Linked DNA regions of Mus musculus: region 1 is linked to region 2. The links are chromatin loops, found by intact Hi-C in ENCODE. Cell type or tissue: left cerebral cortex. All regions are shown on one strand. Links, peaks and the distances in the headings refer to the core of each region. The heading gives the core; the rest is flanking DNA. Region 1 overlaps Runx2 (runt related transcription factor 2). Region 2 has its middle 110 kb from the start of Runx2os3.

Region 1 (5,377 bases), core at 59-5,058, 260 kb after region 2:
TCCGTCCTCACTGTCTAGGTGGAAGATCAAGTTAGAACAAACACTTCCATTGCTGCCTGCCCCCATCAAAAGCCAAATTTAACCTCCTAATTGCAATGCCTGGGACTTCCAATGTATTCAGCCTGCAAAGGCAGCCCATTCTATGCTATTTACATTATATTATGTGCTACAGAACTCGTCTCACCTCGACTTGGAATAACCTTTGCTCTGTAGATGTATTTTAGTGCCAGGCTTGCTCAAGTCACTGTGGGCGGCAGTGGAAGTCAGTCAGGTCTGACCCAGATTCAGGAAGAGAATAAATCCTGGCCTAGACAGAGACACTACCTGCAGCTGAGCACCAGATAAAGCTTTGCAAGACATAGACAAAGAAACCAAGGTGGACATGAACCTAGCTTGTATCTATCTCTCTGTTAAAGAAACTATCCAAAACAGTTACTAGAAAATGGCCAGACAACCGTGTTTGTAATGATGAAGCAAGTTATCATTTGCAAATAAATTCTTTGTAATTAAGTCCTGTGCTCTTTATAAAGGGAACTGAGTGGGCGAGCTTAAAAAAAAAAAAAAAAACAAAACAAAAAAAAAAAAAAACACCGCATTCTTGGGCCATGGGAAACACACACAAATGCTTTTTTACTAAGCTCAAGATTTTAAAGTTTATAGTTTGCTTCCTCAGCCTCGTGGGTCTCTTTGGCCCCTCCCACTGCACAGAAGGGATGAGCGGAGTGCCTTAGCTAAAAAGTTATCATGACTGAATAGCTATCCACTTGTTCCCCAAAGTTATAAAGCAGTTCTATGGGAAAGACTAAGCTATAATTTTATTTTCTATTAACTGTAAAGTTCTATGAACTGCCCTTCCCTGAAATGTATTCAAAAATAAAGTACGATAAAGTTTGCAGAGGCCATGTGTAGTGACAGTGACACTAACACCTTCAGAGTGAATTCTTCACAGGGTCCCCACAAACTCTATTAGCATTTTCAATAGAAAGGTAGGCACTTACTTCTTGGTTCCCGGGGACCGTCCACTGTCACTTTAATAGCTCTGTGGTAAGTGGCCACTTGGGGAGGATTTGTGAAGACTGTTATGGTCAAGGTGAAACTCTTGCCTGCAGATTTAAGAGAGGAAACGGTGACTATAAATGGGTAGCAGTGATGACCTTACAATAATACAGACATCCAAATCTCACCATGGCATCTCTGAGGCAGCAACCAATCAGGAATTGGTCCCCTAAACCAGAAACCCTCTGACAGCCACTCAAGAACACCTGTAAATTTGATCAGCATCTCTCCTGCGGTTCTCTGCACGCAGCCTCTACCCTCTACCCCCACCCCCACCTCTACCCCCACCCCCACCTCTACCCCCACTCCCAAACAATCTCTTTGGTAACAGAACCAAAACTCTGGGGCTGCTTCAAGAGGCATCTCTGATTTTTTTTTTCCATTTTTCTCCAACGTTCTCCAACGTCAGGAGCACATCCCAGCGTGAGGGCAGACAATTTTAGAAGTGTTTATTTAGGATAAGGTCATGACCCCTTGAGAGAACAATGGTAAATTATTACTGGTGGCGTTACTTACATCACAGGGCCTTAGCACTGAGCTGCTCAGATAAACTTCCATAAGATGAAAGCGGGAAGCTCCTATGGCAATCATTTCTAGGGGAGCCCGTGTCTCCAGGCCTTCATGCGCCTGGGGGAGATGATTTCATCTCCAAGCAGTCTTTCCCCTCCCTTACCACACATCTCATCAATAAATCTGGAAGGATCTCCCTAGGGTGACTTAGTTTCTGCTAAGCAAGCATGACACCTCTCGACGCAAACATGTTTTACTTTTAAAAGAGAGTTTCTGCAAGGCTGCATTCCCTCTGATGCTTCAAATTAATGAGCTTTAAACGTGATGAGGAATGGGAGGGGGCAGGGAAGAGAGTGTGGTAAGGGATCTGAGCGTCTGCTTTCTCCAGGAGATGCCGGCCTCTGTTCTACAGATGCACTGACAGTTGTAATCAGTTAGATTTGCAATGGTTAGTCATGTCAGATAGTTAGAACTGCAAACTGTTACAAGACAGGAAAAGGTGGGCGAGAAGCGGTGACTCAATAAAACAGCAGCGAGCTGAGCCCCAGTACTCAAGGGCTGCCCCTGTAGCAGATAAAAGCCTCCCTTTGTTTTGCTTTGTTTTTTGGTCAGATTTTTTTTTCCCCATTCTACTGAAAGCTGGGAGTATTAAATCAAAACACAAATCTTAGACAATATGTAGCAATGTGAAGTTTAATGCAATCTTTTCATAGCTTAATATGGAACAGGTTCTACGCCAGGCTTAATGGGGAACAGGTCTTTGGCTGTCAAGTCTACTGAATGGCTTTTCTTTTCAAACCAGACCATGTAAGTTGCTAAAATCTGGTTAAGAAACACATCATTTGTTACTGTGTGTGGATAGTCTTAAGACCCCTTGACTGCCATCCGTGGCTACAGGGGTTAAGAGGCAGAGGGCATGCAGGAATGTGGGAAGGGCCAACAATAAGACAGATGAATGTTGATCAGAAACTCAGTCAGCTCCAGACTGGTCGACCACATTATCTCATTTAATCTTCCCCAGTTAGAGTCATCGCCCCAGCTCACGAAGGAGGAAGCCTTAGCCCCAGAGAAACTTAGTCATTTACCCAAGGTCACACAGTTAATAAATGGGAAACATCAGAAACCAAACTCAAATCTTTCTGACCTTAAATATTCGAGGGTAGAGATGTAACTCGGAGATAGCTAGCCTATGCAAGGCCCTGGATTTAATTCTCCCACATAGAAAAGAAGGAAGAAAGGGAAAGAAAAGGCATGGAGGAAGAGGAGAGAGGGAGGGGAGGAAGGAAAAATGGAGGGAGGAAGGAAGGGAGGGAAGGAAAAAGGGAAGAGGGAAGAAGGGATAGGGGGATGACAGAGGAAAGGGGGAGGGGAGGGGGGAAGACAGAGGAAAGGGGGAGGGGAGGGGGATGGGGGAAGACAGAGGAAAGGGGGAGGGGAGGGGGATGGGGGATGACAGAGGAAAGGGAGAGGGGAGGGGGGGAAGACAGAGGAAAGGGGGAGGGGAGGGGGATGGGGGAAGACAGAGGAAAGGGGGAGGGGAGGGGGAGGGGGGATGACAGAGGAAAGGGGGAGGGGAGGAATGAGGATGAAGGGGAAATAAAATGAGGGTTTTTTTTTCTCATTTTGCTGCAGAATATGGAAAGGGAATTAGGAACTGTGAGTCCCCATTAGCTCCCTGTGCCCAGAAATAATAAATCTCTAAATGGATGAATGTGTCAGATGAATTTATCTATCTATAAGCATCATTGAGGCAGCATATTGTAGTTATTACATACAAGATAGTACATGGGTTTAAGTCATTTGACTCCGTACAGAAGATCTGTTGTGAACATTCACACTGGCCAGAAGAATAAGACAGCCAGGAGTCTAAACCAGTCCCAAAGACCTCAAAGTCAACCAAAACTCAGATCAAAAAGTTGAGGGGGAGGCCCAGATTAAGAACTAAAATCATGGCCGAGTCTCTGGATTCAAAGTTAATTTGAATTAAAACATTTTAAAAACATTCTTCTGGGTGAGATCAGTAGTCCACAAACTCAGGATTCCGTTTCTAACAGTATCTCCAAAGAGCATGATTGGAAGACAGCATCCTTGGTGCTGATGTTAATACATCAAGGATGTGTATGCTTTTCTTCAGCATCTCTGAAGGCTCTGCTAGTGATAATGTCAGTGGATATATCATGACTGGTTTGGGAGATGTTTCCATTTTAAATCTTTACAACCTGCTTGGTTTAATAAGCTGCCTATGCTCCTCCCAAAGTCAGAGAAACAAACACACTGCCTATAGAAACAAACCCAGATACAAAATCCACCCTTCAAGACCAGAGCAACAAAATACTCAAAGATAAACCAGTCTTCCTTTTTGAAATCCTTTTAGGGCCAGAGAATTGGCTCAGTGGTTAAGAGCACTTGTTGTTGCAAAGGACTCAGGTTTGATTCCCAGTACCCACATGGAGGCTCACCACTTCCTTAGGCACCAGGCACATATGTGGTACACAGATATGCATGCAAAGCAAAGCACTCATACACATAAAATAAAATAAACCTAAATAAATATAAATGAATGAATAAATAAAGCTGAAATTAAAACAAACAAACAAACAAACAAAGCCTGCTTTAAGAAGAAGTAAGGTTGGGGAAGAAACTCCTCTTTCAGACTGGATTCCTAAAGCTCAAACTGTGCTTTAACAATAAAACAAAGTCAAAAGGGGACTCTTTGCACTTCCGATTAGTCCCAGCCCCTAAAGTGTGGAAGAAACTTGCAGAAACTCTGTCCAGACTCACTAATTAGCTCGTCTTACATTAATGCTGCATTTCCGGAGTCAAAAGTTTATGTGGGTATTCATGATTTCCTTAACTTAAAACAAGTTTCCCAATTTCCACTTTCCAAGGATCCAGGATTACATTTTTTATATATAATTTTATGTGCGTGGGTGTTTTGCCTTCAGGTATGTCTGCCCACCACGTGTATGCCTGGTGCCCTTGGAGGTCAGAAGAGGGCATTGGATTCCCCTTGGAACTAAGGTGACCAACAGTGCCAGCAGCCATGTGGGGTGCTAGGAATCCAGCCTAGACTGGATTTTCTTGAAGAGCAACAAGTGCTTTTAGCCACAGAGCCATCTCTCCAGTCCCCAGGATTATGAATTTTAACAGTGCCAGGGTGGAAAGTTACCATCCATACATGATCCACTAATGCAAGACTATGGATGACATTTAACACAAATCTTACTTAAGCTGGAAACATAGCTCAGGGGGTAAAGAAGTCCTGAGTTCAGATTCTTGGCACCCATATTGAGAGAGAGAGAGAGAGAGAGAGAGAGAGAGAGAGAGAGAGAGAGAGAGAGAAAGAATGGTGATGTATGCCTGTAACTCCAGAGCTGGGGAGCAAAGTACAGAGGGATCATGGGAAACACTGACATGTCCACCCAGGCTAGTGGACACAGTCAGCTACCTGAGAGACTATGTCTTGGGAAAAGCAGTGGAGACAACATGGAATAAGGCATGTCAGCATCCATTGCTGAGGGCCCCATGCACTACACACAGGTACACATGTCAGCACACATGTGCAAACACATTCATAACCCCCTGACACACAGAATCCTGCTCAGGCAAAGCCAATTATATCATCCACAGCTTCATCTAGGAGTTAATCCCAAAATACCACCCAAAGTCATATCATTTCTTAGCTACATAGCAGGAACTCTCACTGGAAGACAATTCCAATTTAGCCTTAAAGGCTGCCAGGAAGAGCCAGAAGACATAGACTGTACACAGGATTGTGTCCTAAATTGATAAAAACACCATGCTCTGTGAG
Region 2 (5,377 bases), core at 89-5,088:
TGAACTGGTCAGGTCTACCTGCTTTGGGTAGAGTTATGTCATCTCAGTTTAACTTCCCAGCTTAGCTGTCCCTGATACAGTGTAACTAACAGGTTTCTCCTTTAAAACATTATCTTTTTTTTTAAAGGCCAAGTTCATGGTAAGTGGGTTTTACCTTATAAGTTTTTCCAGAGAGGAAAAGATAATGAAGAATTCCCCAGAGACAACAAGATAGGGAAGAAGCCCACCTGTCCATCACATAGTGAGGACAGAGCAGCAGGAAGCTGGCATTCCCCAGCCCCACAGGACTATTCTGGCACAAAACCCCAGCCCAGGATTTTGCTTGCTGCTCCATGACCACATTCTCTATTCTGGGGTCTCCTCAATGTCCTGCTGATTCTGAAATAGTATGGAATAGTGGGGAGCCTCATTCGGTCAGTGATGGACTGTGATGCCCCACAGCTCATTGTCTGTGGGCATCAGGATGGGAGGTTCAGCTCTACCCAAAGGAACCTTCAGAGATCTGTTAACACATTAGAGACTTTGACACAAGTCAAACAAGACCCTTGACTTTGTTCCAGCAAAGAAGTTCTGGGTGAGCAAGTATGAAGCAGTGTGGGTCTGCATCCCTCCCCACCACTGGGATGTGAATGTGCTGCTGCAGAGGTGAAACAGGGAGACGCTAGACTGCATTTACCCTGCGCCTCTGCTGTTGGGGTGCTGAGCTCAAGCAAAGGGCCAAGACACCACTCAGGGGATGAAAAATGCAGCCTAGGATGTGGGAGACCCAGGGGCTCCCAAACTCCTTGGTAAAAGACTTGGGGGCCCTTGGCCTGAGGACTACAATGAGGCCGGTGCCGGGTGAATGGGAACTCTGGCTTAGCTCATGGGTGGTTATCCTTAGCTTGGCAGTGGTTGTCTGGGAGAACAGAGGGGCCTTCTGCAGGAGGCTTAGATGGTGCAGCTTGGTAGTGGAAGGCCTTCTCCATGTTCTCCACGGTGGTTCTTGATGAAAGAGACAGTCCTTGGCTTCAAACTGTTTATTGCTTGGTCACCATGGAAAATGGATGCATACCACCTTCTCAGGGTGGACCAGAGATTAAATACCTTTTGCAGGAAGGAATGTCTGGGAAGGGAAGCTCATTGGCTAAACCCTCAGAGCCTCTAGATACCTCATTAGCATGGAGAACTCTGTTCTGGGCTACCTGACTATGTGGGGAATCATGTGTTTCAGGATAGGTATTTGGTAGGGAGCACCTACTGTTTCAGGTGGGCACTTGGGTGCTAGGGTCTCAGACCCACTCAACCTTACTAAGTTTCCTGGTACAGTCCATTGTCCCACAAAGCAGAGTTGGGTTTATTAAGACATTTTTAACAGAGATTTTTAAAGACGGGCGTTAAAAGGAAGCAAGGCACTTGAGAAGTAAAGATGCACTAGAAAGCGTGGGTGTAGCCTTCTCAAGGAAAAGCCCCAGCGTGAGTGCCTTAGCATTAGTCATATACATCATATTGGAAGTTCTCATTATATCTCAAAAGGCTCCCCCCCCATTTTATTTTCTTGCTTTCTTTGATGAACGAGAGGTAAAGAGACCCTAGAAATGCCTTGGATGGCGTGACAATTTGATAAAATGAAGCCAGGAGCCACTATGTTGCACAAGGGGGTTGAGATGTATAACTAACTGTAAAGAGAGGTTCTAGTAACTAGGCCCTGGTAGTACACACCTCTGATCTCAGCGCTTGGGAGGCAGAGGCAGGTGGATCTCTATGAATTTGAGGCTAGCCTGGTCTACAGAGGAAGTTTCATGACAGCCAATGCTACACAGAGAAATCCTGCCTCGAAAAGAACCAAAGAGACAGAGGGGGGCGGGGGAGAGGGAGAGAGGAAGAGACAGAGTGACAGAGACAGAGTGACAGAGACAGGCAGGGACAGGGACAGAGACAGATTGATTCTAGTGAGATTCCTAGAGAATAGCAGAATTTCAGCTGAGAAGAGTGAAAGGCCTGAAGCAAATGTTAACTGTGTTGGAATTCTTGATTCTCAGCTGGGCAGAGATGTATTCTCTTTTGTTCCTATGTCCCTATAACTTTCCCTGTCACTCTGTCCTTCCTCAGTTACCATAAAACACATATGGCTCTTTAAATTTAAGCAAAATTGAAATTATACTTATATTAAAGTTAAATAAAACTCAATCTACTTCCCCTGACATACCATCCCTGCCTCAAGAGCCAGTTAATAACATGTGGCTAATGAGGCTGTGGGCTGGTCAGCACAGGTAAGGGGCACTTTCTCATTGCAGAAAACTCTACTGGACAGACCACTGTGGACACAGCCACTTTTATAGAGGTTTCAGGCCATAGGACTGATCAGGATATAGAGGTATTCTCATGTCACTTGACCTATGGTCTGTGAATTATTGAGGACTCCAGACCAGACCAACTCTGATTCCGTTTCCACAATGAAATCAAAGCCATATCACCTCCTCCCTGATATGCACAGCCAGAGGACGAGAGCCTGATAGAAGGACCACCTGTCCCTACATGGTCCTGTGATTTCCACGACCAAAAGCTCTAAACTCATCTACCATGAACATTTATGAATTCCTCTGTCGCAAGAGAGAGTTCTAAAGAGAGAGGCAGAAGAAGGAGGTCCCTGCCCAGCTTCTTTTCTTCACAGCTGTGTGCCTTCAGGGAGCAGCTCTCCCTCTCTGAGAGACTCCTCGTCCTTTGAAGTTCTAACTCTCGATGCTACCCAGCACCCACATAGCACTGGGAAATGTGTCTTATCTTTCCTAGGTAGAGTGATGAAGAACAGTTCATCGCAGGCAAAGCTATAGTGGGTCTGGCAAGGGATATCAGCTTGGCCAACCCCAGGTGAGTGTAAATGAACAGACAGGCTCAGCTGAGCTTCTCCGGGCAGCAGCGGGGCTATAGGGTGCTGTGTTCCACACAAGAATCCAGCAGAGGGGGATGTTGCACAGAGGCAGCTTTCTTTGAGCTAGTCACTGGGAGTGTGCAGACTCTGAGGGGAGGAAATGTGTCTTTTCATCCTTTCAGGACCCCCAAATGCACCCTCCACTCATCGTGATTCGTTGGGTTGCAGCTCCAAGCCCCTGCACAGGTACAGGAAAGCCCCTTGCGATCTTCCTGTGCATTTAACCTGAGGAATTGTCCCTTCCCGCTTGCAAATGACAACACTATTTTAGCTGCTGTCGGAAGTTGGAACCTGGCAAGATCAACAGTTTTAAAAGACTCCTTAACCCAGAGGAGGTTTCCCCTTCCCTGCCCCTCCCCAGTCCTCTCCCTTCCTAGACATCAAGGACTGAGATCATCTGCAAAAGAACGAAAAGTAGAGTTCTGCTTTCCTGGCCCAACACCCTCACCCTTTCCTTTTTTTTTTTTTTTTTCTTTTTTCTTTTTTCTTTTTTCTTTTTCATGTTGACAGTGATGTTTAAAATCTTTCTCTTCAAATACAGATTGGCACCTGGGTCTGTAATCTCTCACCATCTTCTGAGAGTGACTGGGGCTTGCTCAGCCTTTGACACAAGAGAAAAAGTGCATTAGAATTTCCGACTTCTGTGATTTCTCCCTTCCTGTTTCCTATTGAAGGAGAGTGTAGCATTAGAGGGAGAAACCCAGAGAAAGTCCCCCCACCCTCACCTCCGCCCCCACCCACCCCCACCCACCTCCACCCCTGCATCCTCGAAGAAAAAGAAGACGAGAGGGTGAGTCCTTTACAACATCTCAATAAGAAGCCATGGACACGCTATTTATCTTGTAATGTCCTTTTGAAGATGTAAGGACTCCTGATTTAAAAGGCAAGCCTGCATCTAGTTTCTCAGCATCCCCCAGGGCCAGCCTTTCTCCTGGGCAGAGAGGAGAGGATGGAGAAGGGCTGAGAAGAGAGGCCTCTGAAGTCACAGCTTCCATGGGAACCAGAGGCACCTGCCCTGCTCTGTGGTCTCAAAGCAAGCCAAGAGCTCATGAGCTGGATGTTGGTGAGAAGGGGCTCATCCCCGTCATGGGGGAAATTCTCAAGCAAAGTGTGGTATAGTTGCTTCAGTCTACCTTGGTGGGGATTTTCAAAATATTTTCTAAAGCTTAGTAGTTTTTGGAGAACACAGCCACGAAGTATTGAGGAACAAATAGTCATAGTGTTCATTATGAGATCCAGGGGGCAGAAAGAGAAGCATCCCGGCTTTGAGGGCAAACTGGCTTAAATCCCAGCTTCAACTGAAATAAGCAGAGACAGCTCACCTCGATCCATCTTCTCTAGAATACAAGGATGAGTGGTATTAGGCACTCTTCTTATTGCTGTGGCAAAAACAAAAACAAAAACAAAAACAAAAAAACAAAAAAAACCAAACCTTACCAAAGCAACTTAAGGGAAGATTTGATTTGGCTTCCCAGTTCAAGGGAACACAGTCCATCATGGCAGGGGTGGGGTGGGGGAGTCATGGCAACCAGAGCTTGAGGCACCTGTAACATAGTGTCGTTATGTTACATTCTAATGTTACATTTGAGTGTGTGAAACATCAGCAGAAAGAACTGAACGCTGATACTCAGCTCACGTCTCCTTTTTATTCAGCTTGGGGCCCCAGACCTTCCAACAAATGGTGCCACTCATATGCCCAGTGGATCTTCCCATCCCAATTTCCCAATCTGGAAAGCCTCTCACAGATATGCCTGCATTTCCTTGGTGATTTTTAATGCTGTCAGTTTGAAAATCAACATGGACCATCATGCTACTTTTAGAAATTCATTGGAATTTCATTGGCCTAAGCTGGGTAAAAGTACTAAGTGTTGTGGCCCCTAGTATGATAGGCACTCAGGAGGTGTCACCTGACATCATGGTCTTGCCAATGAAATTGTGCTACAGTTCCTTCTGACTTTTGTGGTATCAAGGTGTCCTGGGTAGGTTTTTGTCAACTTGATACAAACTAGAGTTATCTGGAAAGAACTTCAATTCAGAACATTCTTCTACCTAGATCTCCACACATGCACGTCCATAGATTATTCTCCCAATTAATGATTGATGTGCGGGAGCCCAGCCCACTGTGGGTGGTGACATTCTTGGTGCATGAGTGATATAAGAAATCAGGCTAACATCACACCTACAGTCTAGTGTCTTTGGTACAGAACGCTATTCTGCAAGCTACCAAATAGAAACGTAAACACCAACTCAACCACAAATGCTTTGATCTACAATGCTGTTCTGCCTGCAAGAAAGCCAGGACAATGGTGGCACAAAGCTTATAGGAGTTGCCAACCAATAACTTATTTGACTTAAGGCCCACCCCATGAGATGGAACCCATATGTGACACTGCTTGGGTGACCAAGTACCAGAGACTAGACAGCCTATGGACCTAGAGTAAAATTAATTACTACTGTTCTAGACAA

What was found. A loop is a pair of places that touch in the nucleus more often than their neighbours do. Peaks named below come from ENCODE experiments on the same cell type or tissue, not always from the same donor. Only the 100,000 strongest peaks of a DNase experiment are listed, where the experiment ranks them.
Region 1: it touches region 2 in a loop (5-fold over the local background); 1 of 42 quality-filtered maps calls a loop at or near these places.

Annotation. Positions count from the first base shown.
Region 1 is chr17:44,716,194-44,721,570 of GRCm38, forward strand. Runx2 (runt related transcription factor 2) reads right to left here. Exons shown (of 7, transcript NM_001145920.2): 3 at 999-1,103. Among named protein-coding and RNA genes, the nearest start is that of Runx2, 18 kb to the right of the region's middle. In left cerebral cortex, for the core only: no CTCF peak of the experiment used is centred there; a DNase peak (open chromatin) is centred at 2,016.
Region 2 is chr17:44,452,920-44,458,296 of GRCm38, forward strand. No RefSeq gene overlaps it. Among named protein-coding and RNA genes, the nearest start is that of Runx2os3, 110 kb to the right of the region's middle. In left cerebral cortex, for the core only: a CTCF peak has its summit at 2,933; DNase peaks (open chromatin) are centred at 1,461 and 2,935.